2 separate regions of the Homo sapiens genome follow, and region 2 is linked to region 1. Evidence: read pairs that join two places in POLR2A ChIA-PET (ENCODE). Cell type or tissue: MCF 10A. All regions are shown on one strand. Links, peaks and the distances in the headings refer to the core of each region. The heading gives the core; the rest is flanking DNA.

Region 1 (8,178 bases), core at 2,417-6,416:
ATCTTTCCTACCTGATTTTTGAGTAGAGGAAACATTATGACATTAATTGGTCACCAGTTAAACAGTGACTCATGATTTATGTAAGGAATATAGAGCTTTTCCGGAAGACTACATTTCCCTTTGCCAGTGTTACAGAAAAACATTTCGTCTCACATATAGAAGATCAAAACTCGGAAAGGGAACAAGCATTTAAAAATCCAGTGCCTGTGGGGAGGAAAATGTATCCAAAGAGATAATCCCTCAGGCACTTACTCTCTCTTATTCACCAAGAAAAGAATGCACACGACTGAAAATATATGAGAAAACTGAAAGAAGCAGGAGCTGGAGAAAGCCGGAACAGAATAGCTGTTGTCTAGAAAAGAGCAGTTGGTTCTTGGTTGGTAAAAATACCAATCGCATTCCAGTGGTATGTGACTTAGTAGAACCAAAATAAGTGACATACTGGTCCAGAGAGAAAACTGCCCCAGGTCTAAGGTATTAGGAGAAATGAAGAGCTACAGAATGTATTCAATGAAACATGACTTTCATTTGCATTTTCCCCTTGATTTGACTTTGTACTTCACACTTCCAGCCTTCTACACATTAAACAATGAAATGAACTTATTTCTAGACCCTCACTCAGCAATCCACACAAAATCTATCTCAGGCAGTGCCCAGCAGAAACCAACCTGTATAAAAGCCCAGAAAACCCCAGCAAGATTTTTCCCATTTTTTATCCCACAACCCTCCTCACCTTTCTCAGTCCATACATTGTTATAGCCTCATTAAGAATAGTCTTGAGTAAAACCTACACTTTCATATTTTTCTCCAAGAAACCACTAGAGCAAAACTCATATAAAGAAGAATCAAGCAGTCTTTTCAGATAAACGTATTAGAAAAAGGCAGTTTCTATGTTCACTCATTCATTCCACATTGTTTTAGCAGTACCTACTCATTTCCAGCCTCTGTGCCAGGTGCTGGGGATTTAGAGGAACGATGTGATCTGGCTGTCAACCTAGATGAAGAGACAGGACACACAGTACATTGTAGTTAGGGTACCTCACAGATAGGAACACCAATCTAGGATAGCACAAACATAGAAGTTTTAAAACTTTATTATCTAGAATATGCTGTTGCATGATTTGTTGATGGTGTTTCTCGCAAATAAACGGGTTACAAATGCAACACTGTGGGCTCTGGCCAGTGCTGCAACCCTCCCCCTGTCTATAATTCTGAGGTTACTTCTGGACAAACTGTAAGTAGTCTTTGTTGTCTGGGGTGGCTTAAAGGGATCTGAGGGATGCTCCTTTACAGTAAAGAGATGTTCTCTTTACTTGAGCAGTTTCCAGGTGAGCAAACCTTTGACTCAATTGTCAAAGCCTCTTACTAAGCCCCTCTAAATATAAGGACCTTTTTTTTTTTTTTTTACAGAGTCTCACTCTGTCACCCAGGCTGGACTGCAGTGGCGCGATCTCGGCTCACTGCAAGCTCCACCTCCCGGGTTCCCGCCATTCTCCTGCCTCAGCCTCCCGAGTAGCTGGGACTACAAGCGCCCACCACCACGCCCGGCTAATTTGTTATATTTTTAGTAGAGATGGGATTTCACCTGTGTTAGCCAGGATGATCTCGATTTCCTGACCTCGTGATCCGCCTGCCTCGGCCTCCCAGAGTGCTGGGATTACAGGCGTGAGCCACCATGCCCGGCCAATGATCTTTTTTTTTTTTTTTTTTTTTTTTTAAAAAAAAAAAAAGCTGTTTGGTGGGGGAACTCTCAAATCAAATCAAATAAGAAAAAAATGCACACGAATATTTAACATTGAATGTATTCTCATTTGTATCATATGCCAAAGGAGGTATCACAGGAGATGAGCAAGACGCCAAGTTTTCCCTTTCGTTAAACTTGCAAGAGTCCTGTAAATGGCAACTCTTGAGCACAGAGGAGAGGGTTTTCTCTTCATTTCCTAAATAGTTTTTCCTTCTGTTAGGCTTTCAAAGTGGAGAACGTAATCGCTACCAGTGCTATCCCCCATTTCCCAAGCATTGGCTCCTTCGCCCCTGGAGGGAGGAGGAGCCTGGCGGGAGAGGAGGGGAAGCAGCGGAAGGGTCTCATTCAGCTTCTCCTCCGGGAACCTTCCTCCTGCTGCCGGGATGGCAGGCGTGGCAAATAGAGGTATTCTGCTGCCTCTTCACCACCTTTTCATTCTACTCTCCCTGCCTTGCAAAAAGTCACAGAAGGTCACCAAGCACATAATCCATCATGGCGTTTTGACAGAATACCCGCAGCCCTGCTGAGGGAAGACATGAGGTCATTAAGGGCTTTCAACGCAGACGAGGAGGAACCAGATTATATATGAGCCAAATTACTTATCTCTTGGCCATGAGGGATATTAACGTTGAAATGAATTTCCTAAAGGCTATTGCAGAATCGTCCTGTCTGGGCCCCTTGAGAAGAGAAGGGGTAGTGTCTGTCTAATGCTAGATGGGGGGAGAAGAGCTTGGGAGGAAATGGCATAGCCCCCACTTTTTCTTCCAGCCTTAGACTTCTATTAAACTTCTGTTAGATACTGGCTACAAAGTGCTTTTTGGAAAGTATTAGATTTGAAGTGAAACAAATTGCTGGTCATTTACTTACACTTTGATCGCCTTTGGGTATACACCAATTGTTGATGACAAATAACAAAATTAATGGAAATCGTCACTGAAGAGAAATCTCTACCTACCTTTCCTCTCCCTGTAGGCTTCCATAACTGAGAGAAACAGTTACCAGATTCTGCTGGGGAAAATACAGTTAAGGCATAAAACCAAGAAGAAATGATGTTGTAAGTCAGTGACCCTGTTTTATCTCCTAAACAACCACAACCACACTCAACATTTCAATCGACTTAAGTGAAAACGTGAATTGGGCCCCTAGTTCTCATTGATTAATCACACTGGGAGACAAATCAGCCAAGAAACCAATTGAATTAAAAGGCTGAACAAGATAAATAAAACCTGGGAACAATCCTTTAACACAGACAGCTATGACTCAGTTATGAACGCTCAGCACAAAATGATCCTGAGGAGAGAGAAATGACAGTTATCATTATTATCGTTAACATTATTAGTTGCTATTATTACATTTTATTAAAAACTCATAAAAAATAGATGTGCCATTGTAAAAATTATGTCAAGAACTTAAAACATAGCTAGAGAAAAAAGAAAATTTCAGGTTTTCATGATTGTGCTTAAATTAATGTTTAATACATCCTGCTAACTTAATTTTTTTTTTTTCGCTTGTGACTCATCTAAAAGACTAAAAGGATTTTTACATTTTCAGAACAGGAAGATAAAGAAATCAGGATGCTGCAGCAAAATAAGCAACATTCTAGTTGATAATTATCTATCACACAGTATAGTAACTTTTAATTAATTTGGTCACAGTTTAATTAAAACTTAAGTTTTATTTGATCAGATCTCCAGGAAGCTAGTGATTCGCATTTGCATTGTGCTTAGAATGCACATTTTCTTCACCTCCTGTTATCACCAGGTAATTCAGTAATGATTGCCTGCGACTAAGCTAGGCCTCCATATCGGTCACAAAATTTATCACCTCACTATAGAGTGACCTCTGCTTGAATCTCCTTAGGTTGCTCTAACTTGTTTTATTCATGAGGCACTCTTGTTCCAGGAGGCCAAATACAGTGATCAGCGGCAAAGGTCAGCACCTGTCTTTAGATAGTCTCATAAGTCAGTGGCTCTACAAGGGGTTATTCCACAGCATTATACATTCTGGACTGAATGTACAGGAAAAACAAGGAAACAAGGAAAAGCAAGGCATTTCCCTTTCCCTTAAAAAGGCTGTGATCTGTTTTAGGAAATCATGTTCATCTCTTATCCCCTCACAAGGGCCTCCAGCCAGTCTTGCTGCCTTCTAGCTCCTACTCCCTCCTACCACAGATCTCCCCAGCACCCTTCAATCTGATCAACATCTTTCTACAACCACTTTGATTCTGTCACTCTCCTCAGGAAAGCCGAGTCCAAATTCTTCAATCACCAGATTGCACAACATTGTGGCTGCATTACATAAATCTCTTCTGCAGCCTCACCCCTAATGCCTCACAATGAAGCTGGCTCTGGCCATCGTCCCCACCTGAGCCACCACCTCCCCTCTCTGTTTAGTCACATTCCACCTGTACTTCAAGCTCCAGTTCGCCTCCACAAACTTGCCAGAATATCCTAGCCCTTAGCTCTTTCTCCCTTTCCTATTCATGGGACTTTCTGCGTCAGCAAAGATTTCATTTAGCAATCAACCTTCCAAATTAGATCACTGGCTTCCTGAGCAGAGGCCAGGATTTACACCTTCTTGGTTATCCCCAGGCCCTACCCCAGCATTATTTTTCCTCAACAATTGTTAGTACGTCATGATGGACAGTGATAAAAGTGGTAAAGAATTGATGGTGTAATACCTTAAAACATTTTTAATATGTCAACATGCACAATCATTATATATTAAAATTACTTACATCTTGCCTCTCCCTACTATACTATATTTTCCCCAAGAGTCTAGATCAGGTTGTCTACTTTTTTGCTTTATTCCAAATGCCTAGCATAGCACTGCACACACATTGTAGAGATTTATTAAATAGTTGCTGGTTTAATTTAATTAATTTGATATAGCTGACACAAATATCTACAAAACCAAATATAAATATCTGTGCCACCACTAAATACTATAAGTTAATTGCTATTCTTCAGCAATTTTAGTACATTGTCCTTGTACTGACACTTCACTTCTCAGTCTAATGGGTTATTTATTTAATTAATAGCTATTGCCCATTAGGATCCATTAACATATCAAATTGTTTTTTCTGAGTCTTGCCAAAAAATAAATTGTACATGTTACTCTATGACTCTTGATTGTATTATTTTAACATCTCTTTGATGATCTACGAGTCCCTAATTAAGATAACAGATTAAATATACAAAACATTAAGTTTATAACTCCTTTGTGAAGGCAAACCTAAATATGAATTTGCTGATATTTTAATTTTTTTTCTAAAGTAAATCAAGGTAAAGTAAATCAATTTGATTTTGTAGGACTTTGTCGTGCATAAACAACAAATACACAAATGCACAGACACACTTGGGCTAATTCAAGTTGGGTTTCCAGGAGTTTCTGTGATTTAGTTTCAGGTTGTTTATTTGCCCCTTAGAATTCTTCTTGGTTGTTGCTTCTGGCACATCAGAAGATGACTTTGGGTAATATGTCCTTCTTAGCTGTAATAAAGTGCTGTGTTGGAATCAAATCGGCTTCTACTTCCTACAAACTGTCCATGCTCCATTGAGATGGGAAGCTGCTAAGAAAACAGAAAGCTAAATAGCAGCAGGCAAAATAAATCAATGTTCAAGCCTACCTAGTAAGCAAGTGAACCAAGCCGTTGCCATGAATGTGGGCAGACTGAACTTAAAATGGCTGCTATGAGACACTTGGAAGAATCTGATGTCGTTTGCCCTATTTCTTAGATTTCACACACTGAAAGACTTCCTTTTATCTTGAAGCAAACAAAATAGACAAACATGAACAAAAGTAGACCATGGTCTTATTTTTATATGAGACTTAAATGCAGTCCATGGTCAGGTATCTTGCCATCTCTGTTTTACTTAGGACCAGATCGTTTAATGAAATTATTGAATTATTAAAGAAGCACTTCTCACCAGCCCATCCGTCATTGTATAGGGATTTATATTTCACAAACAAAATCAATAGTCTCGTGAGGACATTGCTGCTTATATTGCAGAGTAACACCATCTGTCAACACTGAAACTTGGGAATTTTTTCTATGACTTGCTATGGAAGCATCTTATATGCAGAGACCTTTAAAAAAAACTTTCTACGAGTGCCTCTTAACTACACCAAATTTGACATGTTTAATACTCCAAAAAAAAGGGCATAAATAAGGAAACTCACTGTAACATTCTCAGCAGTCAAAGCCAGAAAGGATGCATAGTATTCTTACCATCTGGGCCAGCCACAGGTAGGAAATGTCCACTGCAGAAAACTGCAGAATCTCATTCTTCAAAGGACCAACCCACATGCCTCTACCCACACCCACACACATACATGCATGTGCACGCTCTATGTGCAGAATCAAGACTATAGATGAAAGGTCCAAGGGTACATAATCACATTACACATCACCAGTTTATTTTCTTACTCCAATGCCAAAAACCATAAGGAGATGTATATCCCTCAGTAGGTGCAGAGAAGGTGACTTGGGAGATAGAATTTTTGCTGAAGAAGTGATGTGCAAGGTCGGAGCCAGTTCTGGTTGTAAAAATTCTCAAAATGGCAGGTGCTGTCCACAGAGGTTTTTGTCAAAGACCACTTGATGACAAGTTCTTTAAATTCTACTGTGTCATTCAAGATAAGAGTGTCAGATGTTTTGGGCATTAGGTTTGCACAGCTCATCCCTATGAAAACATTTTCTACTTTTTCAACCAAGGAAGTAGGTTAAAGAGATTCTCAGGAAAGAATTCTTGGAAAAGAATTTCTTTGCTCCATTGATAATTTGTGGAAACCACTTTAGCTATTAGAGCACTGCGGCTTCAGATGGGTTTTAACAGATATTCCGAAATCTCTTCATTTTGTTTTTTTGTTTTGTTTTGTTTGAGACGGAGTCTTGCTCTGTCGCCAGGCTGGAGTGCAGTGGCGCCATCTCAGCTCACTGCAACCTCTGCCTCCCAGGCTCAAGCAATTCTCCTGTCTCAGCCTCCCGAGTAGCTGAGATTACAGGCACGTGCCATTACACCCAGCTAATTTTTGTATATTTAGTAGAGATGGGGTTTCATCATGTTGGCCAGGATGGTCTCGATCTCCCAACCTCGTGATCCGCCTGCCTCTGACCTCCCAAAGTGCTGGGATTACAGGCATGAGCCACTGCACCAGGCCCTTGTTTTTTTTGTTTGTTTTTAATATTAATGGATGCAGGGTCTCACTATGTTGCCCAGGCCAGTCTTGAAACAAAATCTCTTCTAACAAAATACAAGTGTATAGGGTAAGATGGTGTCCATCCTCTAAACTTAGTCATTATACTTCTGTCTTTAAAGAAAAAAAAGACTTAACGTTCTCAAACTACTCAGACCTAGTCAGTACACTGTACCAATGTTAGTTAGCTGTAAATTATTCATTCTTTTTTTTTTTTTTTTTTGAGATGGAGTTTTGCTCTTGTCGCCCAGGCTAGAGCGCAGTGGTGGCGTGATCTTGGCTCACTGCAACCTCCACCTCCTGGGTTCAAGCGATTCTCCTGCCTCAGCGTCCCAAGTAGCTGGAACTACAGGCACGTGCCACCATGCCCGGCTAATTCTGTATTTTTAGTAGAGACAGGGTTTCACCATGTTGGCCAGGCTGGTCTCCAACTCCCGACCTCAGGTGATCCGCCTGCCTCGGCCTCGCAAAGTGCTGGGATTACAGGCATGAGCCACTGCGCCTGGCCAGATTATTCATTCTTAATGGATGTCTACACTGTGTCAAGGCACTATTCCAGATCTGATAACACAGTAATAAGCAAAACAGACACAATACATGCCTTTGCGGAGCTTCATTCTGGTTGGGGAAATGGACAAGTACATTAATAAATAAATAAAAGACTGTCTGACATTGACAAATACTACAAATACAATGAAACAGGCTAATGAGGCAATGGCATTCTGAATTCAGATAACACAAACAGACAATAAAATTTCTTTGAGAAAAAAATCCATGTCCTACTTATCCTTCTTAAGACCCCTGGTATCTAATGCAATGCTTGATATTTGGTAGATGTGCACTTTTTTTGCAGTTGAATTAATTCTAAATGCAAAAATAAATAAATAAATAAATAAATAAATAAATAAGACATCGCTGAAGCAAGAACTTTGAAATAAAGGATTAGAAATTCACCAATAATGCTTAAACTCTTTTGCAGTCAAATTTCTAATACAAATGGCAACCTGCACAGGAAAAGCACTCAGAACTGCTCTCTGCCAAAGGATGGAGCTTCCATCCTTCTGATCAGAGCACTGCACAAAATGCTCCTAGTCTGTCTTAACTGATATACTCTGCTCCCTGGAAGGAAGGGGGTACTGGCTTCACTTTGATTCAGATTTATTATGGCAGGACATACAATTGCTTCATTACTGCTGGGACTTGAGGGAGATTCAGAATGAAACCCAGGTGTTAAA
Region 2 (4,000 bases), core at 1-4,000, 440 kb before region 1:
TGAGCAGTGAGGATGGAGAAAATTGCAGTAATTTTTTAAAATTTGGAGTTATAGATTTTTGGAAAAGTCAAGAAGCAATGATTTTTGCTGCACCATAGCTGCTTCTAAAACCAAACCAAAACAAAACAATTAACTTTGCAATGACCTTACACCAACTTTCCATAGATCTAAAACCCAAGGTGGCTGTCATAGGATCATGTTTTTTGAATATGTTTTCAAAGTAATTAACTAGCCCAAGCAGTCATGACCCAAGTGCAAGTGGAATGCTGGGCTCATAAACAATGTGCTGGTTGAGGAAGCAAAAGTCCCTTAGGGACCCGTGGCACTAACTTAGTCTATGATCTTGGACAATTCACTTAACTTTTTGAAAATCTTCCTTTCTATTTCCAAATGGGGATAAGATTAGTGTCCAAGAGGTATTAATCTCAGGAGTCTTTAGTTCTTGATAGGCAAGACATAAATTATGACATTAGGCTAAAGCAAATTCTCTCTTTATTAGAAATAGATCGTCTATGTATTTAGAGTTAACCCATCTTATTCTGAAATAAAGGGTTTTATGTCAGTTTTCAAAATATGTACTATAAGACTTTACTTTTGTAAGTTAAAAAAAGTCAAGGTGAGTGGACAATAAGTAGTAAGAAAAATAAGAGACGCACAGAAAAAATAAGTAGAAAAAGCCATGATGAAAAATAAGAGTGGGATTAATGCACAGAAAGTATGTCCTGAGAAGCAATCCACTTGCTACAGATGGACTGAAAATCTGACTCTGAGATTTCTAACTCAGATAGGAGAACAGGATCAGTTAAATGATTCATGAGATCCATAAGTAAAAACAAACCAGCTGCTCAAAAGCATAACTATTCCTGGTACAAAGATCAGAGGGAAATTTCCTGTTCTAAACAATGACACTCAGCTGATGAAGGGAAGCAGGCACAACAGTTCAGTAAGTGATACAAAATTTTCCCTTTTAACATTTTTGAGTCTTTTTTGTAGTGTCTTTGCCCCCATTCTATTTTTCAATAAGAAAAGGTTGGCAATAGGCTAGATTGGTCAAAGACTTTGATAGGTGAAAATAATTTTTAGGGGGAATTTGAAAGAAACAGCTAGGGAGTGGCAAAGAAACACATCGAGAAGGAACAGGTCAAGAGTACAGAAATGACAAGTTTTCAGGCCAAGGCAAGGACAAATTAGGAAGTTAGAAGCCATCTGGACAGATGGAGTGTGGTGCCAAAGCCCTAAAGTAGCAGAGCCTGAGTTTTATGTAGAAGATAAAGAAAATGAGCTAATCATTGCAACTATGTGATATTATAATTATAGTGAGTAAATTTATTTTAATAGAAATATTCAATAGCATTTTTTGCATTTTTATTTCACTTATACTATTTCTAGAAAAAAAATTATATATTTAATTATTCTGAATTGGGCCTGAAAGAACTTCTACATTGAGACTACAATTAGCTTTGGCCTTAGTCCATTACAAAGGAAGTAAAGGCAATTGGAAAATGACCAAATGATGTAAACAGGCAACTTAAAAGACAGAAAATTTGTATTTGTGTGGTCAATACACGTAAAATATTCTTTTTTTTACGGGTAATTATAAATGCACATTGAATCAGCAATGATATACTAGTTTCATCTATCATTTAAAATCACACAGCGGCTTTAATTTTAAATGATAATACACAGCATTGGCTCTCTCATTCTCAGCTGGTGGCAGGGTAAGCTGACACAATCTTTGTACAGTTTGGCAATATATACCAAATCTTTAACAACCAGCACACACTTTAATTTAGCAATTTCACTTCTAAGAATTTATTCATAGAATATAACTAAGGGCAATGCCAAAGATGTTCACTGCAGAATTTTTCAGTGATATTTAAAAATACAAAGGCTAAAAAACCAACAATTAGAAATTTGTTCATTAAATTATAATTCATGCATATGATAGAGTACTATGCATTCATAAAAACGGCAGATGTCACAGAAATTTTGGCCTGGGAAGATACTCATAACATCTTGTTTTGTGCCAAAAGCAGGTTACACCAAGATGTATTGTAAAGCTATAGTTGATCAAGATAGTGTGTTATTGACTTAGATATAAGTTTAGGCAAATAGATTGGTGGAATGAAATAGAGACCAGAAATAGATGCAGATATATACAGTCAGTTAATTTTTAACAAAGGCACAAAGCATTTGAAAGGGAAAAGAAAACCCTTTCAACAAACAATCCTAGAAAAACTAGACATCCATGTGAGAAAATAAATGTACCCTAGCCCCTACCTCACACCATAAACCAAAAAAGTAATTCAAAATTGATCATAGACCTAAACATAAAAGCAAAAATTATAAAGCTTCTAAAAGAAAACAAGGATAATATCTTTGCAATTTTGGGAGAGGCAAAAATGTCTTAGCTAAGTCACAAAAGCACTAACCATAAAACATAAAATTGGTAAATTAGACATTATCAAAATTTATTCTCATAAAAACACACCACTAAAGAAATGAAAAGGTGCACCACAGACTGGGATCAAAGGTTTGCAACCCAAATAGCTGACAAAATACTTGTAATCAGAATAAACAAACAATGCCAACAATTCAATATTGAAAAACCAAATAACCCAATTAAAATAAACAAGGAGATACTTTGCAAAAGAAGATACTTCCCAAATACTAGTGGATATTTCACAAAAGAAGATAATGTAAATGACCAATAAACACATGAAAAAGGTGCTCAATAACATTAGACATTGGGGAAATGCAACTTAAAACTTCAGTGAAAGATTACTACATACTTACGAGATTGCTGCAACTTGAAAATGGGAAGTTAAATGTTGGTGAGTACATATAGTAACTGAAACTCTAATAAATTGCTGGTGGAAGTGTAAAATGATACTATCACTTCAGAAAATCATTTGGCAATTTTAAAAATAAGATCAAATATATATCTAGCCTGTGATGTGCAATTAAACTCCTTAGTTTTTACCCAAGATAAATGAAGACATACACCCATGAAAAAAAAGACTTGTACAAAGATGTTAACAACAGCTTTATTCGTATTAGCTCTAAACTCTGAAGACAACCTAAAGTCTGTAAATAGGTAAATTAATTAACAATTTGTGGTATATTCATACAGTAGAATACTAGGCAGCAATAAGAAGGAATGAACAACATTTAGCAACAAGAATGAATCTTTAGTGATACTGCTGAGTAAGAAAAGCAAGACAGAAAAAAGTACATACTGTCTGATTCAATTTATAAGAAGTACAATAACAAATGAAAATGATTATATGGTGAAAAACCACAAACAGTGGTTGCTGCTGGGGAGGTGGGCAGGGATTGACTGAAAGAGGTCATGAGAAAGCTTTTTGGACAGACATAAATACTTTGTGATTAGTGATGGTTGCATATGACATTTGTCAAAACTCATCAATGTACACACAAAATCTGTGCATTTTATTTGTGGCAACATTTCTAAGAAGGTCACCATTAATCCCTGCCTCTTGGTATTTCAAACTCTCTCACATTCATTGTTGGTCTGGGTGACCCTGAGGATACAGCAGAAATGGTGTATGTAACTTCTGACATTGGGTAATGGAAGACACCATGGCTTCCGTTTTGATCTTGCTTTCATGCTCTTCCTCTTTTGGATCACTTGCTCTGGGGAAGCCAGCTGCCATGTCCTGAAGATACTAAGGCAACCGTGTGCAGAGGAACTAAAATACCGAGTTCAACAACAGGTGAGTAGGGAAAACCAAAAACCAGGGCAGGGAGCTTGGAAATGGCTAGTCCGGTCTTCAGATGACTGTAGCTTGGCTTACCTCTTCACTGCAACTTCATGGGAGATCCAGCACCAGAACCACTCAACCGAGCCACTCTCAGGTTCCTGATCCACATGAACTTTGTGAGTTAAAAAATGTTTGTGTTTTTTAAGTTGCTAAAATTTGGGGTACTTTTTAATGCAGTAGTAGAAAATTGATGCCCTTTGTATATAAATTCCTTA

The links. ChIA-PET counts read pairs that join two places held together with the same protein. Peaks named below come from ENCODE experiments on the same cell type or tissue, not always from the same donor. Only the 100,000 strongest peaks of a DNase experiment are listed, where the experiment ranks them.
Region 2: POLR2A ChIA-PET joins it to region 1 with 7 read pairs; 2 of 35 experiments call an interaction of 5 or more read pairs at or near these places.

Annotation. Positions count from the first base shown.
Region 1 is chr6:88,000,799-88,008,976 of GRCh38, reverse strand. No RefSeq gene overlaps it. Among named protein-coding and RNA genes, the nearest start is that of SPACA1, 43 kb to the left of the region's middle. In MCF 10A, for the core only: no CTCF peak of the experiment used is centred there; a DNase peak (open chromatin) is centred at 4,026.
Region 2 is chr6:88,442,579-88,446,578 of GRCh38, reverse strand. It overlaps LOC105377885 (a long non-coding RNA gene), which reads left to right and starts at 3,660. Exons shown (of 6, transcript XR_007059669.1): 1 at 3,660-3,737. In MCF 10A, for the core only: no CTCF peak of the experiment used is centred there; no DNase peak of the experiment used is centred there.